3 separate regions of the Mus musculus genome follow, and all the other regions are linked to region 1. Evidence: chromatin loops called from intact Hi-C (ENCODE). Cell type or tissue: left cerebral cortex. All regions are shown on one strand. Links, peaks and the distances in the headings refer to the core of each region. The heading gives the core; the rest is flanking DNA. Region 1 holds the start of Prdx2 (peroxiredoxin 2). Region 2 holds the start of Get3 (guided entry of tail-anchored proteins factor 3, ATPase). Region 3 holds the start of Tnpo2 (transportin 2 (importin 3, karyopherin beta 2b)).

What was found. Peaks named below come from ENCODE experiments on the same cell type or tissue, not always from the same donor. Only the 100,000 strongest peaks of a DNase experiment are listed, where the experiment ranks them.
Region 2: it touches region 1 in a loop (3-fold over the local background); 14 of 42 quality-filtered maps call a loop at or near these places.
Region 3: a loop joins it to region 1, with 2.2 times the contacts of the local background. A loop is called at or near these places in 14 of 42 quality-filtered maps.

The regions. Positions count from the first base shown.
Region 1 is chr8:84,967,960-84,978,650 of GRCm38, reverse strand. It overlaps Prdx2 (peroxiredoxin 2), which reads right to left and starts at 9,029. Exons shown (of 6, transcript NM_011563.6): 1 at 8,889-9,029; 2 at 8,307-8,411; 3 at 8,062-8,215; 4 at 7,242-7,364; 5 at 6,959-7,089; 6 at 3,840-4,651. The coding sequence starts at 8,409. The coding sequence ends at 4,566. It overlaps Junb (jun B proto-oncogene), which reads left to right. Exons shown (of 1, transcript NM_008416.3): 1 at 1-1,742. The coding sequence starts at 222. The coding sequence ends at 1,256. It also overlaps a transcript of Rnaseh2a not described here. In left cerebral cortex, for the core only: CTCF peaks have their summits at 1,951, 3,053 (motif pointing left) and 4,249 (motif pointing left); DNase peaks (open chromatin) are centred at 4,218, 4,641, 8,692, 8,940 and 3 more places; H3K4me3 peaks cover 3,356 bases; H3K27ac peaks cover 2,995 bases.
Region 2 is chr8:85,020,097-85,030,787 of GRCm38, reverse strand. Get3 (guided entry of tail-anchored proteins factor 3, ATPase) reads left to right here and starts at 5,501. Exons shown (of 7, transcript NM_019652.2): 1 at 5,501-5,683; 2 at 6,463-6,610. The coding sequence starts at 5,523. It overlaps Trir (telomerase RNA component interacting RNase), which reads right to left and starts at 3,955. Exons shown (of 3, transcript NM_026760.3): 1 at 3,554-3,955; 2 at 1,172-1,249; 3 at 497-913. The coding sequence starts at 3,889. The coding sequence ends at 806. In left cerebral cortex, for the core only: CTCF peaks have their summits at 2,681, 4,038 and 8,813 (motif pointing right); DNase peaks (open chromatin) are centred at 3,954 and 5,222; H3K4me3 peaks cover 4,144 bases; H3K27ac peaks cover 3,402 bases.
Region 3 is chr8:85,031,467-85,042,157 of GRCm38, reverse strand. It overlaps Tnpo2 (transportin 2 (importin 3, karyopherin beta 2b)), which reads right to left and starts at 5,265. Exons shown (of 25, transcript NM_001364032.1): 1 at 5,181-5,265; 2 at 3,669-3,823; 3 at 1,621-1,696; 4 at 1,395-1,544. The coding sequence starts at 3,767. In left cerebral cortex, for the core only: no CTCF peak of the experiment used is centred there; DNase peaks (open chromatin) are centred at 5,066, 5,391, 6,259, 7,293 and 1 more place; H3K4me3 peaks cover 4,197 bases; H3K27ac peaks cover 3,177 bases.

The DNA of each region.
Region 1 (10,691 bases), core at 1,158-9,157:
CGAGAAAGCAGGCGCACCACGGAGGGAGAGAAAATCTCCGGAAGCCCAGCAGCGCCTTTACGCACAGCTGCCAACTGGCCGCTGCTGACCGTCTCCAGCTCCCGAGGACGCGCGACCGGACACCGGGTCCTGCCACAGCCGAGGACAGCTCGCCGCTCGCCGCAGCGAGGCCCGGGGCGGCCCTTCAGGGGGACCTTTCCCAGATCGCCCAGGCCGCCCGGATGTGCACGAAAATGGAACAGCCTTTCTATCACGACGACTCTTACGCAGCGGCGGGATACGGTCGGAGCCCTGGCAGCCTGTCTCTACACGACTACAAACTCCTGAAACCCACCTTGGCGCTCAACCTGGCGGATCCCTATCGGGGTCTCAAGGGTCCTGGGGCGCGGGGTCCAGGCCCGGAGGGCAGTGGGGCAGGCAGCTACTTTTCGGGTCAGGGATCAGACACAGGCGCATCTCTGAAGCTAGCCTCCACGGAACTGGAGCGCTTGATCGTCCCCAACAGCAACGGCGTGATCACGACGACGCCCACGCCTCCGGGACAGTACTTTTACCCCCGTGGGGGTGGCAGCGGTGGAGGTACAGGGGGCGGCGTCACCGAGGAGCAGGAGGGCTTTGCGGACGGTTTTGTCAAAGCCCTGGACGACCTGCACAAGATGAACCACGTGACGCCCCCCAACGTGTCCCTGGGCGCCAGCGGGGGTCCCCAGGCCGGCCCAGGGGGCGTCTATGCTGGTCCGGAGCCGCCTCCCGTCTACACCAACCTCAGCAGTTACTCCCCAGCCTCTGCACCCTCTGGAGGCTCCGGGACCGCCGTCGGGACTGGGAGCTCATACCCGACGGCCACCATCAGCTACCTCCCACATGCACCACCCTTTGCGGGCGGCCACCCGGCACAGCTGGGCTTGAGTCGCGGCGCTTCCGCCTTTAAAGAGGAACCGCAGACCGTACCGGAGGCACGCAGCCGCGACGCCACGCCGCCTGTGTCCCCCATCAACATGGAAGACCAGGAGCGCATCAAAGTGGAGCGAAAGCGGCTGCGGAACAGGCTGGCGGCCACCAAGTGCCGGAAGCGGAAGCTGGAGCGCATCGCGCGCCTGGAGGACAAGGTGAAGACACTCAAGGCTGAGAACGCGGGGCTGTCGAGTGCTGCCGGTCTCCTACGGGAGCAAGTGGCGCAGCTCAAGCAGAAGGTCATGACCCATGTCAGCAACGGCTGCCAGTTGCTGCTAGGGGTCAAGGGACACGCCTTCTGAGAGCCTCCCTTGCCCCATACGGACACCCCCAGCCTTGAAGGCTGGGCGCCTGCCCCCCACTGGGGTGAGGGGGGCAGGCGATGGGCACCCGCCAAAAGGCCTGGGGCGCAGCTCACACACTGGACTCCGGCCCGCCCGCCTGCGCCCAGTCCTTCCACCTCGAGGTTTACATGGCCCCCTTCCAGCGTATTTTGTATGTTTTTTTTTTCTGCAAAGAGACTGAATTCATATTGAATATAATATATTTGTGTATTTAACAGGGAGGGGAGAAGGGGGCTGTCGCGGCGGAGCTGGCCCCGCCGCTTGGTACTCAGCCTGCGGGGATACTAGGGAGGGACCTCCGCCCCCTGCCCTCCCCCTCTGCATAGTACTGTGGAGAAGAAACACGCACTTCGTGTCTAAAGTCTATTTTAAGATGTGTTTGTGTGTGTGTGTTTGACTTTTTATTGAATCTATTTAAGTAAAAAAAAAATTGTCTTTATTAATTTCTGTGGTCTCTTTTTTCTTCCAAGCTGGGCGGATGGAGGGAGAAGATTGGGCTACCCCAAGCACGGTGCTGTTTGTAGCTCGCTCCTTTCAGGTATCATAAGGTTCAGTACAAACGCCCAGACCTCCTATCCCCTGAGTCCTGGCACCAGACGCTGCGCAGGCGGGCAGTGGCGGGGAACAAGCTACCCAGGACAAAACGCGGAATGTGCAAGCATGACCCCGCCCAGCAGAGTGCGCCGGGGCTTTCCCCGCTGACGTTACGGAAGCTCTGCCCATATATGGGCCTATTCAGCTCAGTGACGCCAGCGCGGTCTCCGGGCAGATTCCGGGAATCCCCTCCCCCCCGCTCTGCCGGGCAGGGCCGCGGCGCCGGGAAGGGGGCCGGGATTTTCCCGAGCAGGCGGCTTTCTGGGCGCGGAAAGCCCCAGGCCCGGGTCCAGGGCGCCCGCGGCGGGAGGGCCGTGCTCTCATGAGCCCTGGGAGCCATCCGAGCGGCTTTCAACAGACCGGCGCCGGAGCCCCACCGCGCCCACGCCCCCTCCATTAGACCGACCCTGGCGGAGAGTAACTGCAGCCTTCCTGTAGTTGCAGACGCCGTCAGGGCAACTCCTGCCAGGAAGGGCGGCGCCCGCCCGCCAGTGTCCCCCTCCCGTGTGCCAGGCCAGAAGCCGGCGACTGCCAGGTCTGGTCCTGTCCCGGCAGTTGTTTGGGCAGCTGGGCGTCGCCACAACCCGGCTCCAGCAGCTGAGGTGGGAGGTTCAAAGCTGCTACTTGCTGTTGGGATCTGGGTGCCCTTGAAGCTGGAAGATCCAAGCGCAAAGGAAACCGTACCACTCAGGTGGAGCCGAGGAATAATTCAGTAGTGAAGGGAACGGGCCTCAAGCCTGTCTAGGCTACATAGTAAGGCCCTTTCTCAAAACAAAACAAACATAACCTGACCTCAAACAAACAAAACCCTCAGACACCGTGCAGACAGAAAAAAGGAAAGTAGATGGGGGTGAGTGAGACGAGATAGCTCGGCAGGTAGAGATGCTTAGATGCTTGCCACTGTTACCTAAGTTTGATTCCTGGATCCAGGAGGAAAAACCATTTACCTTCACATGCCTGAGAGCGCACGCGCACACACACACACACACACACACACACAACCTCTTAGAAAAAAAAGAAAGAGCTGGAGAAATAGCTTAACAGTTAAGGGTATGTCTTCCAGACCGTACAAGAATGCTGCTTCGCCTGAACCCACCTGAGAAAGCTCACAACCCCCCTTCAGTTTCAGGGGATGCAATGCCCTCTTCTGGCTTCCTTAGGCACTGCACCCTCCCACCCACAAAACACCACACTTTTTTTGTTGTTATAACGAAAGCAAACATGGTTTGAATATGGTGATGAGAGCCAGGAAGAGGAATATATGTTCAAAAAGTGCCTTCTGGGATAAGGGAGGCGAGCTCATCTACAGACTGAACTGTCAGCTTTCCAACAGATTTGCCAGTGTAGGTTCGGGACAGAGGAAAGGAGTGCTCCCTTCGATATAGTTCTTGTAGCCAAAGAAGCAAGATCATCTGAAGAATCCTAAGAGTGTGCCTGAAATGGAATGAGCCACAGTAAGGTGGATGACCTCAAGGGAGGCCCAACCAGAGGCTCTGAGAATACATTAAGTTCCAAGAGATAGCTCAGTGGGGGGCTCTGTGGTAGAGGGCTTCCAAATCATTCACGAGACTATGGATTCTATCCACCCCTAGCATGAGGATAAAAAGAGGGGAAAGAATTCCAAGGGGAATGAACAACACTCAGAAGGTATCAACAACAGCAGGACCCCAGAATAAGCAGAGGCTGAAGGAGTCACAGTGTGGGGACTCTTGTGTCAAAACATAAAGTAAAACTAATGACCAGATCACCCTTGTTTTGTAAAATGAAAGTGAAACTCAGAAAGAAAAGCTACCCAAGTGCATACAGCTCAGTGAAACATCCACCTCCTAGCCTAACCAGCACCCGTTCTCAGCCACTCTCACTACCGGTCTCACTCTCCTGCCCAGAGTACCAGACAAAAAATTGGGTCAGAGCCTAGAGGTTCGCAAACTTGAACTCACAGGGCAATTTGACTTTAGTTTTTATTCCCATCCAATGTAAAAACCCAGTGAAGATCCAGCTGTTACATATCATTTTATATAGTTAATGGTAAGATATGGACACTGGTCTAAGAGCCAGAATCCAGAAGTAAACTGCCGACCCCTATTTTTTTTTTTTTACAGAAGTATTTATTTCATGTCTATGCACGTTCTGCCCATGTTCACGTGCATGCCTGGTGCTGGAGGATCAGACGAAGGTGTTGGATCTGGCGTTAAAGAGGGTTGTAAGCAACTATGTAAGCTCCAGGAATGGAACCTGGATCTTCAGGAGAAACATAAAGAGCTCTTAAAGAATCCCTCCAGGCCTAGTAATTATTTGGTCTCACTGTGTCCCACCATGCTCAGACCATGGCGTGAATGAGGTAATGCCTCCACCTTGTGGTGAAGAGGCATAACTACAGAGTCAGTTGCACAAGCCAGAGTGTAAACTACTAAAACTACTAAACACACACCAACACAGACTTACACTGTCCCTAATACTTTATTGGTTTCCTATAGACCTGGGCCCAGCTAGGTGTGCTCAGGGCAGGATCACTATTCACCAGATTCCAGGTGGGTAATGAGAAAACCTCAGCCTAGACTCCAGCCCCTTCAGAGAGTGGAGGAAAATCTAGCATTTTCTGGGCCAGCACAGGACATCCAGGTTGGGGCACAGGTGAAATCCAAGCTTCAGGCTCACCCATGTTTACCCATCTCAGTTGTGTTTGGAGAAGTATTCCTTGCTGTCATCCACATTGGGCTTGATGGTGTCACTGCCGGGCTTCCAGCCAGCAGGGCAGACTAGAAAACACACAAGGATGAACACGTGAGGCTCAGCTCCACCACCAAGGGCAGTGGCAAGCAGTTCATTTGAGAGCACAGGCAGCACAAGAAAAGGCTGGGAGCTAAAAGCCAAACAGGTTGCATGTGGACAGAAGACTCCGTTCAGACCAGTTTGAAGTGACATTTTTCTGTCCCATCATTTTGTTTCTTCTGTCCTTTGTTTTGTTGTTGTTGAGGAAATCTAACTATGTAGCCCAGGCTGGCCTTGAACCCATGGTGATCCTATTTCAGCCTCCTAACTGATAAGTATCACCATGCCCAGCTCCAAATGCTGCAGTACTGAAATATAAGCCTTAATCTTGTGCAAGACAGACAAGCACTGTACACCTACTTGTCCTTCAGCCCTTTTTTCTTTGCTTTTTTAAAGAATGGGTCTCTGGCTGGCCTACAATTTTCTCTGTATCGATCAGGTTGGCCTCAAGCATGCATTGATCTTCCTTCCTCTGCTGCCCGGATGCTGGAACTATAGGCATGTATCACCAAATCTTCCCTTTTCATTTTAAAATGGAATCTCATTCTGTAGCTACCCTGGTGACCCCCTGCTCCTAAGTGCTGAGGTCACAGGCCTGAGTCACAGTGCCTCGCTCCTTCAATCCACTCTCTCCCTTAGCCTTAACTCTACTAACCTTTGCATCTATGGTCAGCTTTCCCTTCCACATGCTGAGGTACTGTGACTGGGCTGGAGGCATAGCTCAGTGAGTATTCACTGAGTGTGTGTAGTTGTGTTTGGGGCTTTGCTTTGATCACTAACACACACTCACACAAAGAATTTTTTAAAGGAGGAGGGGGGGATGGCATCTTGTGCCTTTAATCCCAGCACTGGAGAGGTAAAGGCAGGCAGATCTCTCTGAGTTCAAGGCCAGTTTGATTTACATAGCTAGCTCCAGGCCAACATGAATATATTGAGACCCTTTCCTTAAAAAAAAAAAATTATACACACACACATGGTGGAGGGAGTGAAAAAAATGGGAGTAACTCTTGGGACACTTCTCAAATACTTTTTTTTAGGTAGGCTCACATACAGTTTAGGCTGAATTCACTAAACCCTTAAACTCTGATCTTTGCTCCTTAGCATCCCAAGTGCTGGCATTCCATGAATACACCAGCATGGCCAGTTTTATGCTGTCCTGGGGACTGAACTCAGGGCTTTGTGAATACCAGGCAATCACTCCACCAACTAAGCCAAATTCCCAGCTTGAAATCTGTGAATAAGCCTGTTAATGCACTGTTTTCTTTTCTTTTTCTTTTTGTCTTTGTTGTTATCATTTAAGAAAAGGTCTCGTTCTATATCACAGGCTAGCTCAATCCTGTCTCAGCCTTCCTTCCTCGGTCTTCCAAGTGTTGGGATGACCCAGCATTCCTAGTTCAAATACCTTCTGTAGAGCTCTGCTAGCTCCCAACTCTCCCCCTTCATGTACTAATAATCCCTGCCCCATCCTAGACACACCCTGCAGGCAAAGAACTGAATTCTATATGGGGCTCTATTTTTTTAATATGTTTTGCATGTATATATTAGTATGTATTTGTATGTATGTATGTATATTTTGCTTTTGAAGGTGTGTGCCACCATGCCATATCCTATTCATTCTACCACTTCTACCATCAGGACATAAGATCCTGGGTTTCTGTTTCTTTTTTTAAGGTTTATTTATTATTAGTAGATAAGTACACTGTAGCTGTCTTCAGACACCCCAAAAGAGGGTGTCAGATCTCATTACGGATGGTTGTGAGCTACCATATGGTTGCTGGGATTTGAACTCAGGACCTTTAGAAGAACAGTCAGTGCTCTTACCCTCTGAGCCATCTCGCCAGCCCAAGATCCTGTCTTTTATTATTATTTTTTTTATTTTATGTGTCTGTGCACCGAGTGTGCTTGGTACCCCAGGATGTGGTGAGCATAGACTTGGGTGATAGGGCTAGAATTTGCTCTTTTGCAAGAACAAGTGCCCTTAACCACTGAGCCAACTCTCCAGTTCATCTTGTATACATGTTTATCTGTGTACCATGTGCACGCCTGGTGCAGGAAGAGGTCAGGAGAGAGCATCAGATTCCCCGAGACTGGAATTATAGATGATTATGAGCCACCATGTAGATGCTAAGAATCCAGCCCCGGTCCTCGGAAAGAGCAGCCAGTGCTTTTACCTGCTGAGCCATCTCTTCAGCCCTGGCATGGGACTTTAATGTTTATCCCACAAAGATGCTGGAGCAGACAATTCATTCATGCTGGGCAGAGCTGAGGCAGCCTTTCCATTTGTGAATACTCACCTTCCCCATGCTCGTCTGTATACTGAAAGGCCTGGACTAGGCGGAGAGCCTCGTCTACAGAGCGTCCCACAGGTAGGTCATTGACTGTGATCTGGCGAAGGACACCCTTGGCATCGATGATAAAGAGACCCCTGAAGACATGAGGGCCCACAGTGAGGATCTGGGAGACCACCTGCTGCCAGAACAGGAAGGGGACACTCCCACACACACCCCCACCAGACACAGTGGTCCCTTTAGCTTTGAGGAGGGGGCTCCTGGAGCTGGGCTGAGGTCCCTGCTGTACCTGTAAGCAATGCCCTCATCATTTTTCAACACGCCGTAATTCTGGGACAAGCTTTTAGTCACGTCAGCAAGCAGAGGGATATTCAGGGGGCCCAAGCCTCCCTCCTTCCGTGGGGTATTGATCCTGAAGGTGAGAGAGACATGGTTGGTGCCTTAGGATGCCCAGGATAGTAGAAGTCTCCCCCATGGGCCTCCAGAGTGATAAGGGCTGGAGTGGGAGTGCTGGAGACAGGAGATAAAGGACTTAAAGCAAGGCCGGGGTGCTCCACCCACCCCACCCAGTGGGATGGCAGTGCAGCTGGGAGGAGAATGGCTCCAGATAAAGCATCCTCTTCAAATGGCTTCACTTGTGCCCGTGGGCTCCAGCAACTTGCAGTAGAGACCCCGTATGAAAGTGATTAGCCAACAGCAGACATGGAGCTCAGAGGCAGGGCACTTGCCTTGCAAGAATGAGCCCTGGAATTATTGACTTCTAGTTCTGAAAGACTTGTGTGTGCGCGCACACAGGGGGATTCTTCCCATCACCATCTAGCTCTGGTATGGAGCACAACCCATCATTATTGAGAATAGCAAAATACAGCAAGGCAGCCTGTCTCCAGAGAACTGAGACTCCTTTGGCAGGTACCTTCCAACAAGGTGCCAAATGCTAATTACTATCATCTTCGTGTGGGCTTGGGTGTCATTGTTTCCATTCTTTATAAGATGAAAAACGGGAAGACACAGTTTGTCCCTATAATTTGGGCGGTCCTTCATCCTCTCTGCACCTCCCACTTCACCACCTACCTCAAGACCCCTGCAACCCTCCTCCTGCAGCCCCTTACCACGCCAGGTGGGTGAACTGAGAGTCCACAGACACTCCCAGCACCTCGCAGCCTAGCTTTCGGAAGTCCTCAGCATGGTCGCTAAAAGCGATGATCTCCGTGGGGCAAACAAAAGTGAAGTCCAGTGGGTAGAAAAAGAGGACCACGTACTTCCCTAGGGAAGAGGAGAACGGAAGGGAAGTCAGTGCTAACTTCTTTCACATGTAGACCCTGACCCCACCTGCTCCCACTCCGCTCAGCCTCACCTCTGTAGTCCGAAAGCTTGATTTCCTTGAAGGCACCATCCACCACCGCTGTGGCCGTGAAGTCAGGAGCCGACTTTCCGATTTGCGCGTTGCCGGAGGCCATGACTGAAATCAGAGACCCACACAAGCTTGGTCTTTAGAGCCTTAGAAGATCCTTTGTCTTGCCTTTCCAAGGTCACTTTTGGTGCTAAGTCTAGATAGTAAAACCGAGAGAGGTGGAAGGAGCGCTCATATTCACCCTCCCAGTATAAAGTCTGCAAGGCCTCTGAATACCCGCCCCCCTAAACAGGGAACGAATGATGGGTCACCGCTGCTACCCAAATTATGGAGTCAGACCGAGTGCGGGTGGAGGGGGAAGTGAGCTCCTAGTTCCAGAATAGGACGGCTAAGCTAAGAGCGATGGACTGCCGAGCTCGGTGATCCAGCCTGCAAGCCAGGGCTCGGGCCTTGGTTTCCCGGGCAAGGACAAAGCGGCCACCATTGAACATGGAAAACAAAGACCTCCAAGCATAGAGGTCGTGATGAGGCCTGCACCACACTAGTGGGGCTCCTCCCATTCGTGTGCATTCTGGGTTTTCATACCTGCGTGAGCAAGAGCCGGACACACGGACGTCCAGACACGGGTAGAGACAGGAAAGAGATCTCAAAACCGAGAGAGCCCTAGGCCGGAGAACCTTTTATGCGTGGCCCAAACCACACCAGGCAGTGCGCGGGGAGGTGGGCGGGACAGCGCCGCGGTCGGATCCATTGCGGCTGCCGGGGGGGTGAGGGGAAGGCGCCGCGTGGCCCGGTCCACACGCTTTCACAAGGGTTGGGTGGGGTGTGCCCTTTCGGACGCCAAGATTGTCTGTGCTGTGGGCTCCTCGCGAGCCTCGGCCACGGGGCGCGTTGGGGTCGGTTGGAATCCGGGCATGGCCCGGAGCCACTTGGCTCCGTTGCTGACTCCCCTAGTGCTCCTAGGTCTGGTGTCCCCTACTCAGATCGACCCAGACTACCAATACTTTGGCCCGCACGGTGAAGGTGATACCTGGGAGCTGCTGACGCTGCAGCGACAAAAGGGTAAACTAGCAGGTGGACGGGAGTTACGCTATGAAAAGGTGTCCTCCCCACCCCAACCCCCGAAGGCCTCACTTGGCCAAGGCCCTACAAACAGACCCTCTCTGGCTGACTTCAGATCCCTGCCCAGCTCAGTGCAGGCTGGGTCTCAAGGAACTGGGCACTTTTTCTCTGAGTGTGATTTCTCGTCTGTGAGTTATTGTTTTGTTTTATTTTGTTCCGTTTCACTTTATTGAAAATTTACAGCCATGCCCCAACCGTACTACCTTTTGTTCTCAACTTCTTGCCCCGCAGCTTCCTTGGTCATCTGATAATTATATTAAACACTGCCTGTCTAATAAACAACCTATTAACATAGTGCTAGAAGGGTGGAGGCAGAGAAAGAAACTGGCCAGTCAGCTTGAGGTGGTAAGAACCAACACAGCTGGAATGACTAGCACAGTTAAAGTCACAGGGACTGTGAGACAGTGAAAAGGGAACAGCAAAAGGCCTAAGGGAAGAATAGGGAAAGGGGATGCCATTTGGCAAAGATCTGCTGAGGAAGGGTGTGGGGCACCAGCCTTTGTGAGTTCATCTACATGAGGAAGTATCAGTGAAGAATTCTGATGAAGGGTTGGGATTGCATTTGGTACTCAGTTGGTGGAGCACTGGCCCAGCATGTCCGAAGTTTTGATCCTTCCCCAGCGCTGCATAATCCACTGTACCCGTACACACCTACAATCCTAGCATTTGGGAGGAGTAGGGACCTGAAATTCAAAGACATCTTTGGCTACCCAAGGACTTGGAGGCCAGCTTGGGGTACATGAGGCTCTGTTGTTTTGTTTTGTTTTTAAGGAAGGAAGGAAAGAAAGGAAAGGAAAGGAAAGGAAAGGAAAGGAAAGGAAAGGAAAGGAAAGGAAAGGAAAGGGTCTTGTAAAACTGTAGGTCAGTGGCTCTTTAGCACTACCTTAAAAAATATATATATATCGCTTCTCCTGAGCATAAAAATTACTTTGTTGCTACAAGTTAGCTCAGCACCAGGGGGTTTAAGTGCATTTATTATGTCAATTATATCATTTAACTTAACATCTGTCAGCCTTGTTAGTCAGGTGGCACTGGGCCTGCTGGGTAGGCCCATGATTAAGTCCCTGAAGACAAGAGTCAACTTTGGATGGATGTCGGGTATGAAGGACAGGGAGTGAATACTCCCAACTGAGCTGGCTGGCGGAGATTAGAGGTGTCAGTTTGCAACTGTAGGCAGCTTACTGCTGTCTTTCTGAAAGGGTGGTTTGCTCTTCCTAAGTCACTGCACAGAGGCAGCAAAGTCTTAAAAATACCAGTTGTTACTAT
Region 2 (10,691 bases), core at 819-8,818, 52 kb before region 1:
GGACAGGGAAAATGTAGGCTGTTCAGTGCTCCGGTCCCTAGAAACCAGGACATCTTTGACATATAGTAAGTAGTTGTTCAGAATCTGGGGAATAAATAACAGCTCCATAATGGCCAAAAGCTAAGATTAGTGTACTGCAAAAAAGGTGAAGTGCTAGAGATTGACCAGCGAGCGCCACGTGCTCTAGGCAAACACACTCAACCCAGACTAACCTGAGTCACAGCTAAACTGATGCTGTGAGGAGACTTGGAAGGCATGCTGCTGAGGCAGGAGAGAACTCTGTACATAAGTCCCTGTCTCAAAACAAAACTAAAAACAAGACCAGACTTCAATAGTCACAGTTACTAAGGATGTCTTGAGACAGGCAGCATGTGCCCCTGCCTACAGAACCTTCCCCTTCCCTTTCCACAATGGGTCCACCCCAGCTCGGGCAGATGTGGTATGCACCAGTGGGGAAAGGCTTAGCTTGGAGATCGCAAAGAAGATAAACCAAGCACAAACTCCAGCACTAAGTCAGGTTCTTTACTTCTCAGAAGTGACTGCTAAAAGGAGAGAGACAGCAAGAAGAGACAGAGCCAGAGAGAGCAAGGTGATGGGAAGAAAGGGCACAGTAAACCACTGGTCTAAAAGTCTGAGGAGGCAAGTGCTCAAGGTAAAAAAAGAGTCCTGGAGAACGGTCTGCGGCCACAGCAAGCGCCTTCGTTTCCTTCTGTGTATCAGTCCTCCAGAGAAGGCTGCTGCCGGAACCGCATTAAATATTATGTACATCGCAGAGAGTCCCAGGTAGTGAGCACCCGGGAGGGAGTCATTTCACCAGGGGCCGAGTTTTATCATCATCCCCGCACTGGTGGGCTTTGTACTTTTTCACTTCTGCCATGTACTTGGCCCATGCGTCACCTTTACTTGTTAATACCTGTGGGGTCGGAGGAGGGAAGGAATGGTTGGAAGACAGATGCCCAACAAGCTGGGGACAAAAGTCAGGAACACCATGAGACAGCTGACCCATCCCCAGTGTCACTTAAAGGCCCTGGATTTGAGGAAAGAATAAGCAGAAGCAGGTTATCTGGGGAACCTCCCACCCTCCAAGGCCCACCCATCCAAAGCCTGACCACTGGGCACTGGGTCTGCAAGGAAAAGGCAGTTAGGGTGGCAGCCTGGGCAGCCCACTCACCTCATCCTCCGTCTTCTGCTTCTTGGCTACTATTCCCGTCTTGAGGGCTAGTTTGTTCCCGCCTCTGCGCTTGCCCACCTGGGTGAAGGGACAGAAGACTGCAAGGGTTACAGGAGCCGGGCCCGCCCTTGGCGGTGCTGAGGCCCACTACACCTTCCTAGCGACGCCTCGCCCAGCTCCTCCAGCCGGCCGACCTGCGCAGCAATCAGAGAGGAGCACACTCGACTCAGCACCTGCCCTGGGCTGCCATGCCCAGGCAGTCCTGGGCCCCAGGCTACCCTCCCAGGGGGGGCAGAGGAGTGCTGACCTTGCTGGGAACTGGCTCTGTCCTCACTCTTTCTGCCAGGCCTCACACTGTCCTGTCAGGGACCACACAGCTTCCTTTATTGAGCTTCACTATCTATTGAGCCCTACAGACCACACAGAGCGCTGTGACCGTGGTATCTCCTCTCATATTCACAGTTATGCTATTTGAAGGTAATAACTATCTCCTTTTAGAAATAAAGACAAGTTTCTGGGAGAAATAGGACAGGCTGCCAACAACAGACTCAGGATCAGATGTGCAAGGCCAGCGGGAGCACCCTGAACCACAAAGCATCCCTCATTCTCCTACCCTGAGCTGGCCTGGCGTTTTTAGGAATATAATGACAATGGCTACTCAGGAATAAGTCAAAGAGGCAGTGACACCACTGTTGCTCCTATTCCTGGACTGTCACATCAACCCAGGCCCTGTTACTTTCCACTTCCTCTAAGAACAGTCTGGCTCTGGGTTTTCACCCTGGCCCCATGTTCTCCCTTTAACTGGGGGCCTTCAAGAGATTATCCTGTTCTTACCCTTTAACTAGGCAGTGACTGCTGGACTATTCCCACAATCGCTTTTGTGCAATACTGCAGGTGGAATCTAGGATCCCATGCATTCAAAGCGATCTTCTGCTGAGTTAAATCCCCAGATCTCGTTTCTGAGACGGGGTCTCACTAAGTTGCTCAGGCTGGCTCTGAACTCATTCTGGACGTCAGATCCTTTCACGTCAGATCCTTTCTCAGCTCCTGAGTAGCTGATACTACAGGCACACACTACTGGACACACACACACACACACACACACACACACACACACACACACACACACTGTGTTGTTTTTAGAAACAATGTAACCTTTGTTCAGACTCTGCAATCCTCCTGCCTCAAGCACCACAGTGCTAGGATTCCATGTATGTGCCACTTTGGAGGCTCACACACACCCCCTTTTAAGACCTAAACAAACTTAAGCCTTACCCCAAACCACAGAACTGGATCCAAGATTTGACCCACAGTCTGTTATTCTCAAACCAACATTTCTTCCTCCCCACTACAAGGTCTCAACATCAGAGACAAAGCAAGCTCAAAACTAACAGAGTATATGTCCAACTTATTTAACCCGAGGCTCCTCAACATGACACTTGACATTTTCAGCTAGATCATTCTTTGTTATCCCTTGCGTTATAGGATACAGAAGAGCATCCCTGCTATCTACCTATAGATGTCACTAGCATCTCCTCTTAAGAGTTTGACAACCAAAATGTCTACAGACTTTACCAAATACATGAGGATGAAGAGACTTGCTCCCAGTAGAGAACCACTGGTCTTGTTCTTTAAGAGTCTGTTCTGACTTTCCTAGGACCACTTCATGAAATACATCAAAATCTCAATTATTAGAACTACAGAAAATCAGGATAGGCCACCCACACTCCAAACAAACAACGTTCTTTTCTGTCAAAGACACCACCAATAAATACTCAGCACAAGATAAGGTGCTAAATAAATGGACATTAGTTAAATAATAAAGAAAGGAATCGATTGATCTTGCTAAGGCCACAAAGTCGGTGATTTGCTTTTTGTTATTGGTTGGTTGGTTTTGTTTAGTTGGGACAAGGTCTCACTTTTTCGAATTCTCCTCTTCTTGCATCCGGAGTGCTTGTAATACAAGGCGTGTACCACCACGCCCGGCTACGGTCCGTGGTCCGAGTCGAGTCTAACGATTACAGCAGACTCGGGATTTAAATGTGTCTCCTCTTTTTCCCCCACATTATATGTGGGCCTCACTATTCAAAGTCTGGGTACAAATCAAACGGGAATCCTAGCATCTAGGGCCCCCTAACCCCAGAGCGCTGCTTCCAATGCAATTTCCCGGTTCTCAGGTCCCACGAATGAGATCTAAGGATTCCCATTCCCGCCCAGAAACACCTCTGGTCCGGAATCCAGGCTCGAGATTCTCAGCAAGCGACCGGGACCGTCCAGGCAGCCGGGCGGAGGACTGCCTTGGACCATGACGCCCCTTCCCGGGCCCGACTCCCCCAGCCAACGCGGGCCCCGGCGCCCGCCCCCACCCCCGCGGCTCCTTACGAAGCTGAGCGTGGGGCCTGGGCCGCCCTTCCTCTTCGGATTCCCTGGGCCCGCCGCGGCGGAGGCCGGTGGATCGGGTCGCTGCGGGCCCGGGGGTGGCTCCTCCTGCCGCTGCCGCTGCTCCTCCTCCATCTTCCGCTTGAACAGCTCCAGGAAGCTGCCATCGTTGGCAAACAAGTTCACACCGCTGGACACCGGACTCGAGCCCGACACCTCGTCGTCCCCACTCTCGGGTGACGTTCCCGGTCCCGACTCAGCCCATCGGCTCCTGCCGCTGCCCGCCGGGCCGGGCGCCTCCCGACCCGGAGGCTCCGCCCGTCTCCCTCGGGCAGCCATTTTGTGGCCAGATGCCGTGCAAAGGACGTCGGGAAAGGCTCTCAGACCGCGCGCTTGGCGCGGGACTGGCTTCGTCTGGAGCAATGCATGCTGGGAAGAGAGGTCGGAACCCAGAAGCCAACGCAGAGTGGGCGGAGCTTAGGTGGGGCCAAAGGGTTCTGACCTGGCCACCAGGCGATGGAGCCCAGAAGCCGGTCCCTTTCCTTCTGGTCCTCGGTTCCCTAATCCTGCTAGATACGAGTTAGCTAAGCAGCCAGAAGCTCCCCGAGAATGGGACCATCGTTTGGGACCCAGGCCCCCTGTAAGGGCTAAGAGAACAATCCCAGGCAGCCACCAGAACTCTGTAACTGAACGGATCTTGTTTGGAGCCTGTGTTTTCAATTGTCCCTTGGGAACTTGTGTGGCCCCTAACTAGGTCTACAAAGCATATCTAACTTGATACCTCCTATTAGAATGGAAGCATCTCCAGGTTTGACATCTGTCTCTGAAGTTAATCTCTTAGCTTGAAATAAAAATACCGCTGGCAGCGGGGCGTGGTGGCGCACGCCTTTAATCCCAGCACTCAGGAGGCAGAGGCAGGCGGATTTCTGAGTTCGAGGCCAGCCTGGTCTACAAAGTGAGTTCCAGGACAGCCAGGGCTACACAAAGAAACCCTGTCTCGAAAAACCAAAAAGAAAGAAAGAAAGAAAGAAAACCGCTGGCTGCGTGCAGCTAGACACTGCCTGAGATTAGTATTTAAAGAGGCTGGAGCACTAAAATGAAGCCGAACGTATTTCCAGGCTGAGAACCTAAGACTTAATGTTTTGAGCTGCGTACTGCATGAAGGGACTAAGGACCCTTGTATTCTTTCCCAAGGACAGGGACTCGATTAAAATTGCATTTGCTGAACTTGGAGCACACCCAGAGAGAAAGCAGAGTGCCAAGCGCAATAAGAGTTTCAGAAATTAAAGTTCTTTCTACAAGGACGACTTGTTGCAGGAATCATTCCTGCCCAACATGGGAGTTCCGGGAACACAGGGGGAAAGTCTGCATACTCTGCAGCAAATGGAGTCTTTTAATCGACCCTCAGCCAAATAACCAGTTCGTTCGTAATTGGTTTGCGACAGAAACCATGTGGCTCACAACCAACTGGGTAACTGGAGGACCGGAAGAGATGTTGAGGTCCAACACAGAAAGTAAGGGGGAAATGATAATCAGGAAACTGAGCCTATGGAATCAAGAGCTACCTCTGCTCTAACTTCACGCAAAAAGCTTGGCCAGGATGTTTGCCTGGTTGCTAAGGAGAGGTTGACGCCTGCAGGGACTTGAGCGTGACTAGTGGAAGTAAGACAAGATTCATCCAATGAAAAGAGTGCCGCAAGACTCAGGGCCCAATCAGTGAAGAGCAGTAGTCTGGGTCATACCAATATGTCCGCGAGACAGGGGAATCCTTAGAAAACTACAGACAAAAGTTCACAAAGGTGAGCCCTTGACTCATAAAATGGTGAAAAGATAGCGCTCATTATCTCCAAATGTCAATGCAGGAGTAAAATAAGTCAGACTTCCAGCCTGTACAGGGCTGTGGCAGACTCATTTCCCCTGTACGTATTTAGCACGTGGTGCGCCCCGATTAATCACGTGAGCCGGGTCCAAGATGGCGGCGGGGGTGGCCGGGTGGGGGGTTGAAGCAGAAGAGTTCGAGGATGCACCTGATGTGGAGCCGCTGGAACCCACGCTTAGCAATATCATCGAGCAGCGTAGCCTTAAGTGGATCTTCGTCGGGGGCAAGGGTGGCGTTGGTAAGACCACCTGCAGGTAAGGAGACTCTAGCGGGGCCCAGAGGACGGGTGGGATGTACCACTGGACCAAAGGGAGGACAGGGACCGGCTTTCTCTTCCCGAGCGGGGCAAAGCGAACTGAGCATGGCTCTACGGGGTTGTTTCTCTCTGGAAATTACTGCAGCCTGCTGAAGATACCTCCTGAATGCAAGCCTAGCATCCTGGGTTGGATCATCTCTCTTTGGGTCTTGTGAATTCAGCGTGTGGGATGTGCAGAGGAACACGTAAATCCCGCAGCCCGCCGGACAGTACCCCCCCCACCCTCCCCCAGGGAGTTCAGAGTAGAGGGAGCGACACTAAGGCAAGCTGTCTTAGTATAACAGACTTCTATTTGATGCCAGAGAGGGAAGAAGTAAAACGGAGTGGAAAGGGCACGTGATTATGGTGCCTCGGTTCGTTGAGAGGTGAAGTACATTGTCCTGAACAAGTAGAGGGAGGGAGGGAAAGCATTCTGCCTGCTGGACAGCTGGTTTGTGCCACTGAGTGCCAAAAAGGGAGGGGAAAAAAAAGCAGAAACAGGCATTCAAAAAGATCCTATCAGTCAGCTGAATATTGCACACCAGTCCTATCGGAATCGAAGTCAGGTGGTGATTTCTTCAAGGATTAAGTAAGGCTTGATCTCACTGGGACCTATACATTGGTCATAAGGTCCTTGCAGATCCAGGTTTCTGTGGCCTGACCTTGCAGATCCTGCTACAAACACCACTACCAAAACTGACTCCTCACTCCTCATCTTCTCACGTTTCTTTTTCGCAGCTGCAGCCTGGCAGTCCAGCTGTCGAAGGGACGTGAGAGTGTTCTGATCATTTCCACAGACCCAGCTCACAACATCTCAGATGCTTTTGACCAGAAGTTCTCCAAGGTGCCTACCAAGGTCAAAGGCTATGACAACCTCTTTGCTATGGTAAGTAAAGCTGGCCTCAGCTCTGCCTGAGGTCCCCATAAGGCAGATCTTGTTTTAGTGACAGGTGTTTTACCCAGAGTGCATTCTTGGTACCCATGGAGGCCAGATGAGGGCATCAGATCCCCTGGGACTGGACTTACAGATGGCTGTGAGCCACCATCTGGGTGCTGGGAATCCAGCCCAGATCCACTACAAGAGCAGCCAGTACTCTGAACACCAAGCCATCTCTCCGGCCCCAACCATAAGGCCTTTTGAGGACGTACCTACCAGCAGCCACCAGGCCAATCATAGTCTACATACTCATCTCTAGGCGTCACACCCCCAACATACACCCAGAGAGGCTTGTGGGAAGGAAACCTTTGAGGAGCGGGGAGAAAGGCGATAAACTGGAACAGAGCAAACAAGAAGGAGGCCCAACCAGAGATGCACACTGTGGGGCTCTGCTGGCTGGGCAAGCAGTTTGGCTTGGTGTCTACGTGTGATAGAAGATTTTTAATATGCACAGTTACTCTTTTAAAGATTTAGTTTATTTTTAGTTACGTGTGCAGGGACCAGCGATACCAGGGCCCCCTTGAGCTTTAAGTTTGAAGACACTTGTGAACCCCCACCCCTAGGTGGGTACTGGGAATGAATGAGGATCCTCTGGAAGATCAGCACACACTCTTAACTGCTGAGCCATCTCTCTAGCTCCATGTTCGTGTTTTGGTTGCTGTTATTGTGTTGTTAGTGGTGGTGCTACTGCTGTTGCTGCTGTTGCTGATGCTGCTTGAGGTGAAGGCCAGGGCATCCCGCATGTTACACAGTGACAACCTGCATTCCCAGCTCTCGAGTTTGAAAAGGGCTGGGCAGGGTGGCACACACCTTTAATCCCTGCACTAGAGAGGCAGAGGAAGGCCGGTTACTGTAAATTTGAGGCTATCAGGGCTACATAGTAAGACCCTGTCTTTAAAAACAATAATAGTAAATCAGCCAGGAGTAGCGGCACACACCTTTAATCCCAGCACTTGGGAGACAGAGGCAGGACGATCTCAGAGTTTAAGACCGAGTTCCAGCACCACCAAGGGTACACAGAGAAATTCTGTTTCTAAAGATTTTTTTTTTTTTTAAAGCCACGCCGGGCGGTGGTGGTGCCCGCCTTTAATCCCAGCACTTGGGAGGCAGAGGCAGGCAGATTTCTGAGTTCAAGGCCAGCCTGGTCTACAGAGTTCCAGGACCGCCAGGGCTACACAGAGAAACCCTGTCTCGAAAAACCAATAAATAAATAAATAATAAATAGCCACATGTCTGACAGTCGTATGGAAATTGGACTGCAAATCGAGGATGAAGTTGGGAAGAGTAACGAGAAGGATGTGTGGATGTTCCCAGATCATGACACGGTAGTCTCATAAAAGGAAAGAATGGGGAGGGGGGTGAGTAGATTTACAGTATATTTTGGAAGTAAAGTAGTGAGATCTCCAGGTTCTCTCTGTGAGTGTGGGGGGGGGGTGTGCGTGGGTGGGTGTGTGTGTGTGTGTGTGTGTGCGTGCGTGCGGTGTGTACTTTAGTGTACACACACGCTCATGCCAATGTGTCACTGTGAAAGTCAAGACATGCTCAGAACATTGTTGGTACTGGCTCTTCCTCCTCGTGTGAGATGGTCTGTTGTTTACTGCTGTGTACACTAGGCTAGGTGGCCTGAGAGCTTCCAGGGCTTCTCCACCTATCTTACCCTAGCCGCACGGGGATTACAGAATCCTGTTACCACCTACACCTTTACGTGGGTTCTTGACTTCAGGTGCTCTAGAACGAACAATTGCTGTGTGCCCTGGAACTCATTGTGATGTGCCTGATGTGGGTGCTAGAAATCAAACCTCATTTCCCTGCAATGCAGCAAATGTTCCTGACTGGTGAGCTTCTGAGGTGTCTCTCCAGTTCACGTTATTCTAGGTTGTTTGGTTGGTTTGGTTTGGTTTTGGTTGGTTGGCTGGCTAGCTGGCTGGTTTTTGAGACAGAGTCTCATGCGGTTTAGCATGGGCTAAACCTTGATATGTTGTCAAGGATGACCGTGAACGCCTGATCCTCCTCTAAAGTGCTGGTGTGACAGCTATGTGTCCTGGTGCCTGACAAAAATCGCATCGTTTTGATTAATATTTTTATGCACGTAGTTGTTATGGCTACCTGTGTGTTTGTGTGCTATGTGCATGCAGTGCCCTCAGAAGCCAGAAGAGGGTGTTGAATCCCCTGGGACTAGAGTTATAGATAGTAGTGAGCCTCCATGTGGGTGCCAGGAATTGAACCTGGGTCCTCTGGAACAGCAGCCCACACTCTTAACCACTGAGCCATCCCTCCAGTGCCTGTGACAGCTTGGTTTTAATGAGGGAAATGGTAACTGTGGTGATGGAAGCTGAGAATGGGAACCCGCAGCAGGGAAGTGGAGTTGCTGGAACAGAGCAACTGTTCTGTGCTGCCCAGGCTAGCCCAGACTAGCCCCTGAGTACAGATGCTTCTCCTGCCTCAGCCTCTAGAGCAGCTGAGTCTGCAGGAGCACAGCTCCACCCCTGCCTTTAGAAGGGCTTCTAAAGGTGGTGGTAGGGCATATTTGATTGCAGTGGGGAGAGGTGGTGGGGGATAGTTCTTGAAGGTTGAGCCCTGCCAAGCACACAGAGCCGGGACTTAGACTCTGCCAAGGGTGGAAATCAGAAGGAAGTATGTAGAACTAGGGGTGTTTCCTGAGGCAGATGAGATGTTACACCCCCATCTTTTTCCTCAACCTATTTTCCAGGAGTAGGGATTGAAGGCAGGGCCTGGGGCATCCAATGCCAGATTCGCCACTGGACTCTCAGCCCTTTGTTCCCTGTTATTCCTGTGTGTGTGTGGCTGCCTGCTGCCTCTCTTCTTCCCTGGGCTCCAGAATGGAACTCAGCTCTGTCATGGATTGAGTTTCGTTACTTGCTGAACCATCTTACTGGCTTGGTACAGGTTTTTGGTTTGGTTTTGGTTTTTTCAAGACAGTGTCTCTCTGTTTAGCCCTGGCTGTCCTGGAACTCTCTCTGTAAACCAGGCTGACCTCAAATTCATAGAGATTTGCCTGTCTTTGCCTCCCAAGCAATGGGGGTGACGCTGCCATCCGGCCTGGCTCATTGCATTTTTAATCTGTGGATTTGATTTGTTGGTTTTAGTCTCACTTAAGTTTACAGCCCACTTTGAACTCACTTTGCAACCTTCCTGTCCTTCTGCTTAATTGTTGGAGTTAGAAGCCTGTGCCGCCAGGCCCAGCCAGAGGCTTCTCCTTCATGCAAAGGCTGGGACTTCCACGGTGAATGAGACTGGAGATATTTGAGGAGGAATGAGATACAGACACTTGTCAGAGTAGGGATAGTGTGTCTTTCAAGCATCCATTGAGGACCTGTCATTAGGAGTTGGTGGCAGGTATGACTGTTGGAGTCTGGTTTTGTCCCCAAAACATCAATACCAGACAGCTGTGGATAAGCAGAATGGAGGAGACTGCCTACAGCAGTGAAGAAGAAGAACTAGAGCTGTGAGCAGCCTGAGGCTGGAGCTGGAGCTCAGTAGTAGAGCTCTTATTAAAACTAATCAGAGACTGGGGTCACAGGGTCTAATGCCCGGCTAGAAGGTAGTTACCATTAAGGGGCTTGGGAATTGCTCAGTGGTAGAGCACCTGCTTATAATCTCCCAGTGAGTGGTTAGGAGTATAATGTGAAGGAGCACTAGCCTGACCTGTATAAAGCCCTTGGTTCCACCTGCAACCCTGCTCCCCACCCCTCAAAATAGAGAACACTACTCAAGAGGGAGAGCAGATGGGCAGGGAGAGAAAACAAGGGTCAAGGTAACCTACAGAATAACTGGCCAGCGAGCCTGGTGGAACACCTACCTGTAATCGCAGCACCAGGAGGGTGAGGACAGCTAGGCTCAGCTACATATCGTCTTGTTTTAAAAATTAAAGAATCTCATTCAGAGGTGACCCACATTAGAGGCATAATCTGAAAGTGGATGGAGCTAGCCGTGGTTGTTTATCGGGAAAGCAAATTTTGGGTTGCCTTTGCAAATTCCTGCAGTGGGTTTGGGTTTCAACTTGTCTTTG
Region 3 (10,691 bases), core at 2,332-10,331, 62 kb before region 1:
TAATTCAGGAGTATTTTTCTGTCTTCATTACATAGTTTGTTAGGTCATAGAGGGAGGCTCACTTTGTAATCTTGACAGGGCTGGAATTCACTATGCACCTCAGTGTTGCATGAACTCAAGAGATTCACCTGCTACCACCCCCCAAATACTGAAATTAAAGGCATGGACCACCATGCCTATTGATTGATTGATTGATTGATTGATTGATTGAGATAGGATCTCACCTAGGGCTAGTCTGGAACTATTTAGACCAGGCTGGCCTCAAACTCTTAAGTGCTGAAATCACAAACATGTGCTACCACACCTAGCCTTGTATTTATTTTTAAGGCTTTCTTTCCTGTCTTTTCTTTTAAACAGTCTACAGAGAGGCCAGCAAGATGGCTTAGTGGTTAAAGGCACTTGCTCCCACCCACCATGGCCTGAGTTCCAACACTATACCCCACATAAAAGGAGAAAAACAACAACCAAGTGTCCTCTAATCTCCACACACATAGCACAAACAAATAAGTAAAAAAACAAAACCACTTTTTTAGTTGACAGATTTCAAGAAAAACAATGGCTTAAAAACTCTGGAGCTGGGAAGATGACTCAGCAGGTAAAACCACCCACCACCAAGCCTGCTGGCCCAGACTTGCTCCCCAGAACCCACATGGGCTGGATGCAGTGGTGTGCACCTATAATCCATCACGTCTACTCGGAGAAGAAAGGACAGGAAGCTACTGTGCCAATGAGCCCGGAATAACACATTGTACAGCAAAAACCTGAAACCATCTTGACAAGGTGGGAGGTAAGAACTGACTCTCCAATGTTGTCCTCTAATCTTCAGACTCAAATGTTGCTAAGAAATCACCTATTAATACTTTTAGTGTAAAGTCTTCAAGAAGAACGTCCTTAAGTAAACCTTAGCAGCACTGCTGCAATGTCCTTGGGTATCTCTTCAGCAAGGCGCCTGCCTCCATTAACTAACTCCCACTGTGTATGAATAGTTTGAGGGGCATCACTAATGACTCCGTATGGACAGTAGAAACAGGTACTCTAACTGCTGAGCATCAGGCTCGTCGTTTGAGACTCTGGACACTGTACTCAGGAGGCTGAGGCAGAAGAGTGCAAAGTTTGAGGCCAGTCTGGGCTACCTTTTCTCAAAAAGAAAAAAAAGGGGAAAAAAAAAAGACTGACCTGCACTGCCTGGCTTGTTTCCAAGCTGTTACTTGCCAGGCAAGTCCCTTTATCATCTCTGTGCCTCAGTTTCCTCTCCAGTCAGATGGCAGTAGTAAGAGTGCTATCAGAGGGTGCTGGAGCATTCAGTAAGCAATACCCTGAACACGTTGAATAGCTTCTTGGCCCAGTGCAAGCCCTTAGTGTGTCCTTGATGATGACCCCCACAGCCCCCTCACCGATGGTGGCTCTGATGAGAGAGGAGGCATCGCCAATGTTGTTGAGACACTCCTGTTTGATGAAGTCAGCCACAGGAGGCGGGAAGCTCTGGTAATGCGCCTTCACATTGTTCTTGAGGATGAGGCCACTCAGAGAGCGGGTTGGCTCATCTGTAGGAAAAGTGCTAAGGTCAGAAGACTAAGGGAGAAGCAAGATCTGTGTGGCCTGGAGGGACAGAGAACATACCTTCTGATTTGAGTCTGGTCAGGACAAAGATCAGGTAGTTGTTAAAGTCAGGAAACTGGTTGAGTTGTTTAAGTTTCTGCCAGGCTGTTAAGGAACTTGGAAAGCCAGGTATATTGGGGCATGCTTGTGATCCCAACACTGAGGGAGACTGAGGCAAGATCTTGGAACTCCAGGCCAGCATTAACCCAAGACCTTCTCTCAAAACAAAACAAGCAAAGAAACAAAGAAACAAACAAACCAAAGAACTTGAGAGGCAAGAGCCTTTCTTAGGCAATATTCTCCCAGTGCCACATTGCTCAGAATGCTAGTGACCAAATCAATTAGGCAGCCAACTCCTCAGATAATACTCATCAATTCAATTTCTAACCTCAGCACCACAGGGCCTTCTCAGGAGGATCAAGTCCACACAGGAACTAGGGCACATGTCTGAACTCCTGCATGACCCTTATATCCTTACCAGGACAGGAGAGGGCTAGGCTTCTCTTAAACTGGCAGCTGCTACTCACTTCTGATCTTGGCATTCCAGTGATGCCTGCTTTTCTCAAGCAGAATGGAAGGCTATTTGAGTGTGGTGCATGCCTAAAACCCTAGCCCCAGGGAAGCTGAGGCAGGAAGATCACTCTTAGTTTAGGGAGAACCTGGCTACATATTTAGTTCTAAACTAATCTGTTATATTAAAAGACCATGACTAAAAAAAAGAAAGAAAGAAAAAGAAAAAGAAAAGAACAAGAAAAACCAGCCAAGGGGTCTCAAGTGGTAAAATATGCATCTAGCATGTGTGAGACCAGACCACTGAGTCTCCAGTGCCATTAAGAGAAAACTAAAGCTGGGCATGGTGGCACACGCCTTTAATCCCAGCACTTGGGAGGCAGAGGCAGGAGGATTTCTGAGTTCAAGGCCAGCCTGGTCTACAAAGTGAGTTCCAGGACAGAAACCCTGTCTCAAAGAGAGAAAGAAAGAAAGAGAGAGAGAGAGAGAGAGAGAGAGAGAGAGAGAGAGAGAGAGAAAACACAAGTGAATGGCTGAGTTTCAGGAGCAGGACTTTGGGGTGCAGCTCAAGAATAAAGCAAGTGGCTAGCATGCTCTAGGCTTGTATGTTCCAGTCTCAGCCCTGCAGGAAAAGGTGATGGACTAGTCCCATTTTCAAGTGAAATTTGATACTGCTTCAAACATTCAATTTTTTTATTTGAGAAAGTTTTCATAAGACCAGGTTACTCCTAAACTCCGAGATTCACTAGCTTCTGCCTCCTGAACGCTGTGATTAAAGGTGGATGCTGTCATGACCATATATCATTTAAAATTCTGATCTTACTCTAATTTGCTTCTCTGTTGCTGTGATAAAACACTAAGGGTTTGTTTTAGCTCATCATTGGGAAGTCCCAAGGTAGGAACTCCAGGAATATAACTGAAGAAGAAACCTCTGCATAAAGCTGCTTACTGGTTCCTTCCCCGACTCACATCCACCAACCTTTCTTATACAGACCAGCATCAATTATTATCAAGAAAATTTCCCACAGCCATGCCCACAGGCCAATCTGATTGAGATAATTTTTCAACTGAAGGCCCCTCTTCATAGGTGTATCAAATTAATAACAAAACTAATCTATATCTATCTACATATATATGTATATGATATAAAGAGCTCTTAGGAAAAAAGTTTTCAACTTCAAAAACACTCATGTTGCAACTCCAACGTCCCTACCTATCTACCCTCATTCTGACAAGGCATACCACTAAAATCTGCGATGGCTGGACTTCTTAACCCTGGGTCCTTGCTGAGGCATTTTCCCTGTTTAAGCCTCCAGGTTCCCGTCTGTTAAAGGAAAGTTACCAACACTCAACAGTTACAGGATTAAGTACTCAGTGAACATCAGACATGCCCATCATTTTCTCCACTCCAGAAATGGAACCAAAGACCTAAACCTTTAATTCATGTTCTCTCTCAGCAGAAAAAGTCTGGGAATCAAGAAGTAGTCCCTCCCTCTCTGGCCTTCACGAGGTGCAGACATCGGCACTGTTCCGTGAGCCCCGGAAGGAAAGAAGGATACATCCTGCACAATGCGCTGAGTAGCTGTGTTGGGCGACTGCGAGTCTTTGAGAAGCTGCAAGACCTGCTGCAGGCCCTGCTCGTCTGGCTGCCAGTCCATGGCGCAAGGCGAACTGCAGGGGTAGGAGCCTGGATCAGCGCTGGGTCGCTGGAGTTCTGTGTGAGACCCAAGTTGAGTCCCCGAGGCAGAGGCGGCTGCATGCAGACGCAAGCGCTCTCCGCCGAGAAGCGGAGGCCTCCAATCCGCGCCTGTCCAAGTGCGGGGTCCCCGCCAGCTAAGCCATCCTCGGCCACGCAGTCGCGGGCTCGGGAGTGCGAGTGGGGGGAATATAAAAGCGGGCCATCAGGACCAGCGGCGGGGGCGCGACGGATCCACATCGAGCCTAACGAGGAACCCTCTTTCCAAAGCGATCCACGCCACCGCCGCCCCCGGTTACGGGCCTCACGGCTTCCGCCTCCCTCCAGGGCGAGGGGCCCCGCCCCAGCGGTCTTTCAGGTGAAGGCTCAGTCCACGAGGATTCCCTTCCCCAAAATCCAGCCTTCCAGCTCCACTAGATGCCAGCCGCCTCCTAGATTTCTGAGCTCCTCTAGGTCCCTAAGCGCCCAGATCTTGCTCATCCCTGCTCCCTCTTCTAAACCGGCTCTACAAGCTCAGTAGACGCCACATGGCCCCCTTTCTGACCTAGACGCGGCCCTGTGACCCTCCTTAACCAGAATACAAGCAATACCCGATAGGTTTCCAATGTCTCTTTGAATGAGAGCCAGTCAGAATCACCCAACCCACGACCAAAGCCCCCAATGCCCGCTGCCTGCCCCCAATCAGATCTGGCCAAGCTTCTCTAGCTCTTACCCTCCGCCCCAGTCAGCAGGAATTAATGCTGACGGACCTCTGGCAGCTCCCCCAATCAAATTCCCCTAAGCCCCCTCCCACCCCCTCACCCCCGATCACTTCACGTCGGAGACCCCATCCGTCCAATCCCTGCAGCTTCCCTTACAGAGTCCCGCACAAACACCCGCCCGGTGCGCTACCCTCAACGGATCCCACCACCGCCTCGCAGCCAGACTCAGCAAAGCCCTCTGGTCTCAAGTCTGACGCCCCTCCCTATTAGGACTAAACAACCTTCCCCTCTCAACTTTCAAGGCTGTCTCCCCCGAATCAGACCCAACCAAGCCCCGCCGAAACAGATCCCCACACACACCCGATCCACGCGACGTCCCCCGACGATTCCCCCAATCAGCGCCCCTCCAGCCCGACCCCAGCCGCCCCACTGGCCCGCATCTCGTGGCACCCGAACCTGCCCGGGCGCCGAGGCCCCACCCCTTGAGATCAGATCAGCTCCCCCTCCCCCGCCCGGCCCGTTCTGCCGGCCTCGAGAGCTGGCCCAACCCGGTACCCCGCCTCTCAGCCGGGCGCGACCCCGACGCCTGGGCGGCGCGCGGCGCAGGCCCAGAACCCAGGGAGGTTCGAGGCGAGCTGAAGCCAAGGGGCCCCGGCCGAGCGAGGCCCACCTACCAGGCCCCGGGAGGCAGCGGCGGCGCCTAAGTGCTGCAGCTTCTCCAGAGGCTCGCGCGGAAGGAGGGAGCCAGAGGCAGGGAATTAAAAAAAAAAAAAAAAAAAAAAAATTAAACGCGGCCGAAATGAACAATTTCGGCTTCCGTACGCCGTTCAAACTGGCCTACCAAAGCCAATCGGAGAGCGAAGCACTCACACGTGATCTGGCACAGAGTGGCCCTGGCCAAGTTGAGTCACGTGAGAGAATAAGTACCGCCTCTAGGCCTCTCTTGCCATTAGGTCCTCCCAGCGTCTCGTTTCCTTTTCCTTACTGCAGCTTTCTTCTTTCTTCTTTAACGTATATTGGTATTTTTGTCTGAACCATGTGCGCGCAGTGCCGTGGGGATCAGAAGATTGCATTGGATGCCTGTGAAGCTGGTGGTGGTGAGCCATGTGGATGCTGAAATCAAACCTGGGTCCTCTACGAGAGCCCACAGTACTCTTAACTGGCCCCAGCCCCACTGAGTTGCAGATTTTGCTGGAGCTAGAAATTTAGTAGTGCATGGGTGTTTTCGGTGTGTAATGGACCTAGGAATCCTTCAACTACAGCTAACCGTGTCCTTACTACAACTCCCTAAAATTTAAACTGTTCCGCAGTCCGGCGTGCCTCAGAACTGGATTGGGAGGGAGGGAGGGCAGGGATAGGGAATAAGGCAACAGTAGACCCCTCTGGTGCCAGGAAAGCTACATCACAAAACCCTTTGATCAAAAATAAGTTAAAATGAAGCCGGGCAGTGGCGGCGCACCCCTTTAACCCCAGCACTCCCTGATCTATGGAACTGGTTCCAGGACAGCCAAGGCTACACAGAGAAACTGGGGGAGGGGGTTAAAATGTAACTTTCTCTTTCGCTCCCCTAAACAGCACTACACCGACGTAAAGAGCAGGGCAGGCAGCTGGCGGTGCTGGATTTTACTAGAGCAACTGTCCTGTTATTGTTCAATGCTGTTTAAACACTTTTTACATGGGACTGAAAAATAACACGTGGCCATTTTTTGTTCTGTTTTTCGTGACAGGGTTTCTCTGTGTAGCTCTGGCTGTCCTGGAACTCAATCTGTAGTCCAGGCTGTCCTCGAACTGAGAATCCGCCAGCCTCTGCCTCCCAAGTGCTGGGATTCAAGGCATGCGCCACCGGATTTATGTTTGTTTTGCCTGCATTTATGTCTGCATCACGTTTCTGACGAGACAGTCAGGTGTTGAATCTCCTGGAACTAGAGCTACAAGACAGTTGTGAGCTGCCATATACGATTGCTGGCACTCAAAACCAGGGTCCTGTAGCAAAGCAACAAGTGCACTTAATCGCTGAGTCATCTTATTCAGCCCCTGGCAATAACTTCTAAAATAAAACAAGGCAGCTAAATTCGATCAGAAGACCTAATCCCTTAACCTACCTTAAAAGTGAGATGAGGATTGCCCAGAGCAATTTAGGCAAGAGCCAGGTCATGAATGCTTCTGCCGTTTGAATTCAGTAGTTTTTCCTTTTCAGCCGTACACCATTATAGAATTGGAGACCCTGGTGCTTTCTTCTACCCCCTTCCCGTCTCCATCCCCTCCTAGTCCTACCGCCGATAAGGGATTCACTCTTCAGCCGCACCTCTATCTCAGTGGATATAGCATAATTTGCTCCGTTAGAGATGATCCATCCAAATTATGCTTACCTGACCTTAAGCTTATTGAGCAATAATGATTCAAATCATAAATTATTTGAAAATGTAGCTCTAAGCACAGCTCCCCAGTTGACTGCAGGTTCGTTTTCTTCTCGCCCTGCTTAAACCAATATTTACTAAAGTAACCATGATTCGAATCCCAAAGTACTACCGAGGCCTTTGATAGGTTTTGCTGTGGTTTCTTTGTTTTGACCTTCAGGTGAGGGACAGGTCTATGGGAATGCCTCAACTTGAAAACAACTTAGCCCACTCCCCATTGGCACGATCAGTCCCAGCAACCTTCAGTCATGAAAAAGCAAGAATTGAAATATTGCAAGCCTCTGTTGAGAAAATCAAGGGAAACTTCCGCAACGGACTAGCGACTCAATATAAACAGAAACCCTTTAACGACACGTGTGGATAGCCACCCTACGCATGCGCAGAGCTTTCTCACACTACTTCTCACGCTCCGGTGAGGCTTGAAACTACAAATCCCAAGATGCCCTGTATCTAAATCTCAATTTGGGGCGGGGGGGGGGGGGGGTTCGAGACAGGGTTTCTCTGTGTAGCCCTGGCTGTCCTGGAACTCACTTTGTAGACCAGGCTGGCCTCGAACTCAGAAATCCGCCTGCCTCTGCCTCCCGAGTGCTGGGATTAAAGGCGTGCGCCACTACGCCCAGCTAAAACTCAAGTTTTTATTCGTGAAGATGGGCTGGTCCGGGTTCTTGCAAGTTGGCTGTTAAACTGGAGATTGGAGAGTCGGAAGGTTCACAGTAGTTTCTGTTTGGCTTTTTTCTTGGGGGGGGGCGTGGTTTATTGTTTTTTAATCAAGGGAGGGCTTTGACTCCAGGTAGAGGCTATGTAAGTTATGAAATGCAGACAATAATTTTTTTAAAAAGGTGTTTGAATTCAAATGCTTTGAGTGGCAACTTGCAGAGCTGATTCTCGCTATGTGGGCCTTAGGTGATGTGTTTGTAAAAAGATAAAGAGTAAGGAGATATGTTCTATGGAGGGGTAGTGAGGTATGGGAGAAGGGGATGTCTCAGTGGGCCCATGCTGAGGCATCCATTCCCCCTGAGGGACCAGCCACATGAGGGTATAGTATAGAATAGAGTTTTTATTCCGGGCATGGGGAGGGGAGTCAAGATAGTAGTAAAGGCAGAGAAGAGAGGCCAGCCATGAGCACATGGAGAGTGAGGGAAGGAGGGAGAAGGGGGGAGGGGACAGAGCAGGCTCTAGAAGGGAAGAACAAGAGGGAGGAGGGGCTGAGCAGCTCCTTTTAAAGTGGGTCAGCCTACCTGGCTATTGCCAGGTAACTGTGGGGTGGAGCTTAGACAGAATGCTAAGACAGGGATTGATTTTTCTGAGGCAAGGTCTACCTCCATAACCCAGGCTGGCCTCCTCAACCTTGTAGTCTTCCTGCCTTCATTAGCCCCCTGAGGGCATACATACTAGGTGTGACTGCTACAGAGTTTAGTAGTCTTTCCTTTCTCTGTAAGACTTTGAATCAGAAGTTTCCCTGCTTGTTTTTGTTTTGATGAAGTGTCTTCCTGTACTGCCCATGTTAGTCTTTTTTTTTTAATTAATCATTCCATTCACTTAAATCTCAAATGTTATCCCACTTCCTGGTTACCCTGCCACTAACCCCCCACCCACCCACTCACTCACTGGGGCATCAAACCTCCCCTGACCAAGAGCCTCCCTCCTGTTGCTGTTCAGCAAGGCCATCCATCCTCTGCTACATTTGTATCTGGGGCCATGGATCCCTCCAGGTACACTCCTTGGTTCTTAAAACTATCCACCTACCTCAGACCACTATGCTGGGTTCTCCCTTCCCTCCTTGTATATTCCCTGCCATGAAGTTTCCAGTTTTTTCCTATGCAATTCTCACAGTGACCCTATACATTTACTTGATGTCAACTAAAAGCATTCAACTCATGCCCAACTTCAAATCTGATGGGAGAACATAAACGCTTAATTTACAATAGTCTCTCTGCCTGAGTATCTATCACAAACACTTTTGGTTTAAAATGTGTAACTCATGGTGTCTAGTAGCCGCCCAACATGCATGAGAACTTGCATTCCATCTCAGCTATTCAGAGGGAGTGTCCAGGGAAGGTTGGAAAGATGGCTCAACAGATTAAGGCAGCAGGCACCAAGCCAAACAACCTGAGTTCCATCCAACAAGGTGGAAGAGAACTGACTTGAGGCAAGTCTTGTGACCTCCACATGCCACAGCAGATATGTGTGCAACATGCATACACACACACACACAAATATGTAACTTAAAAAAACATGATACAAGGGCTGGAAAGACATCTCATGTACTGCTCTTGCAAAAGACCTAATCTATCAGACTTCTATATCAGGCAACAAGAAACCTACCTATTAACAGCTCCAGGGGAACCAAACCCAGGTCCTCTACAAGAACAGCAAGTACTCGAAAACCAGTGAGCTGCCTCTCCAGCTCCAGTCTAATTTTTAAACAAGGCCTCCAAAATGTAGGTCAAGGTTAGTGTACTTGCCAGCACACACTAGAAAATAGGCTCCATCTCCAGAACTGTAGAACATAGTTGTAAACAAACGCTAACTACTCTCAGGAAACCAATGAAAGCAGTTTTACTCACAGGGTTACAGTCAAACGTCTTGTTTTTTGCAGTACTGAAGATCATATGGGGAACATCTCCAATGCCAGGCAAAGACCCTGCATCACTGAGCTACAGTGTAAGCCCTGGCTCACCTTGAATTTAGACGATGCTTCCCTAGCATTAAAAATGGCTAAAAGTAAGCCCAGTGTGCTGACATACACCATTAATCTCAGCTTTTGAGAGGCAGAGGCTGATGATCTCTGTAAATTGAAGGCCAACCTATCTACATAGTAAGTTCTAGAACAGCCAGGGCTACACAGAGAAAATCCATCTCAAAAGCCCAAAAATAAGTAGACAAAAGACCTAAACCATAAAAAACAGTTGAGAAATGGATCAGAGAGATGGCTCAGTGGTTGAGAGTACTTAATGTTCTTCCATAAGACCAGAGTTCAGTTCCCAGCTCTTGTCCAGTGGCTTGACAACTAGCTCCAGGGAATCAACTCACACTCATACACACACAGCATCTGCACACATATAGCAGATAGAGATAAATGAAAAACCTTACTTTTTAAAAAGGCTAAGCGACTTAAGGGGACTATTCAACTAACAGGCACAGGAGGCAGAAGCCATAGCTGACTCACCCTCCCGTGTATAGTTCCTTTCACTATTCCTGGGTTATACCTGGTTAGTCTCTGTGAAGGGAGGGGCCTGGATTTCAGCTTGCCCTGCTTACTGACACACTCTAAAATAGAGGCCAAGCTGCTCTAGTTGTGACCTACTTGTGTGTCTATGTGTGCTTAAGATCCAACTGGTACTGGCTTCCAAGGCAGCAACAGTTGACTCCATTAGCTTGTGTTTCCTTCCCTATCCTCTACCCATTACAAGCGTCCTGCATTAGGAAATGCTAAGGATCTTTCTATCTCCCTGCCGTTCCCTCTGCCTGGAGCACTTGAGGAGTGTGTCACTCACTGCCCTACTATCTTTGAGATCTGAAGCAAATGTTATCTTCTCAAGTGATCAACACTGACCAACTTAATTTTTTATATGTGGTTTTGGAGAAAAAATCTACATCAAACAAGTTACCCCAATCCTGATCCACCTGCCTCCACCTCATAGCAGAGATCACAGGCACCAGTCAACATGCCCAATGCCTCCACAGCATGGGTTAACTCAACGCCTCATCTCCAGCCTGCTTTGACAAAAAAGGCCATGGGCACCACTTCAACATTCCAGGACCTTA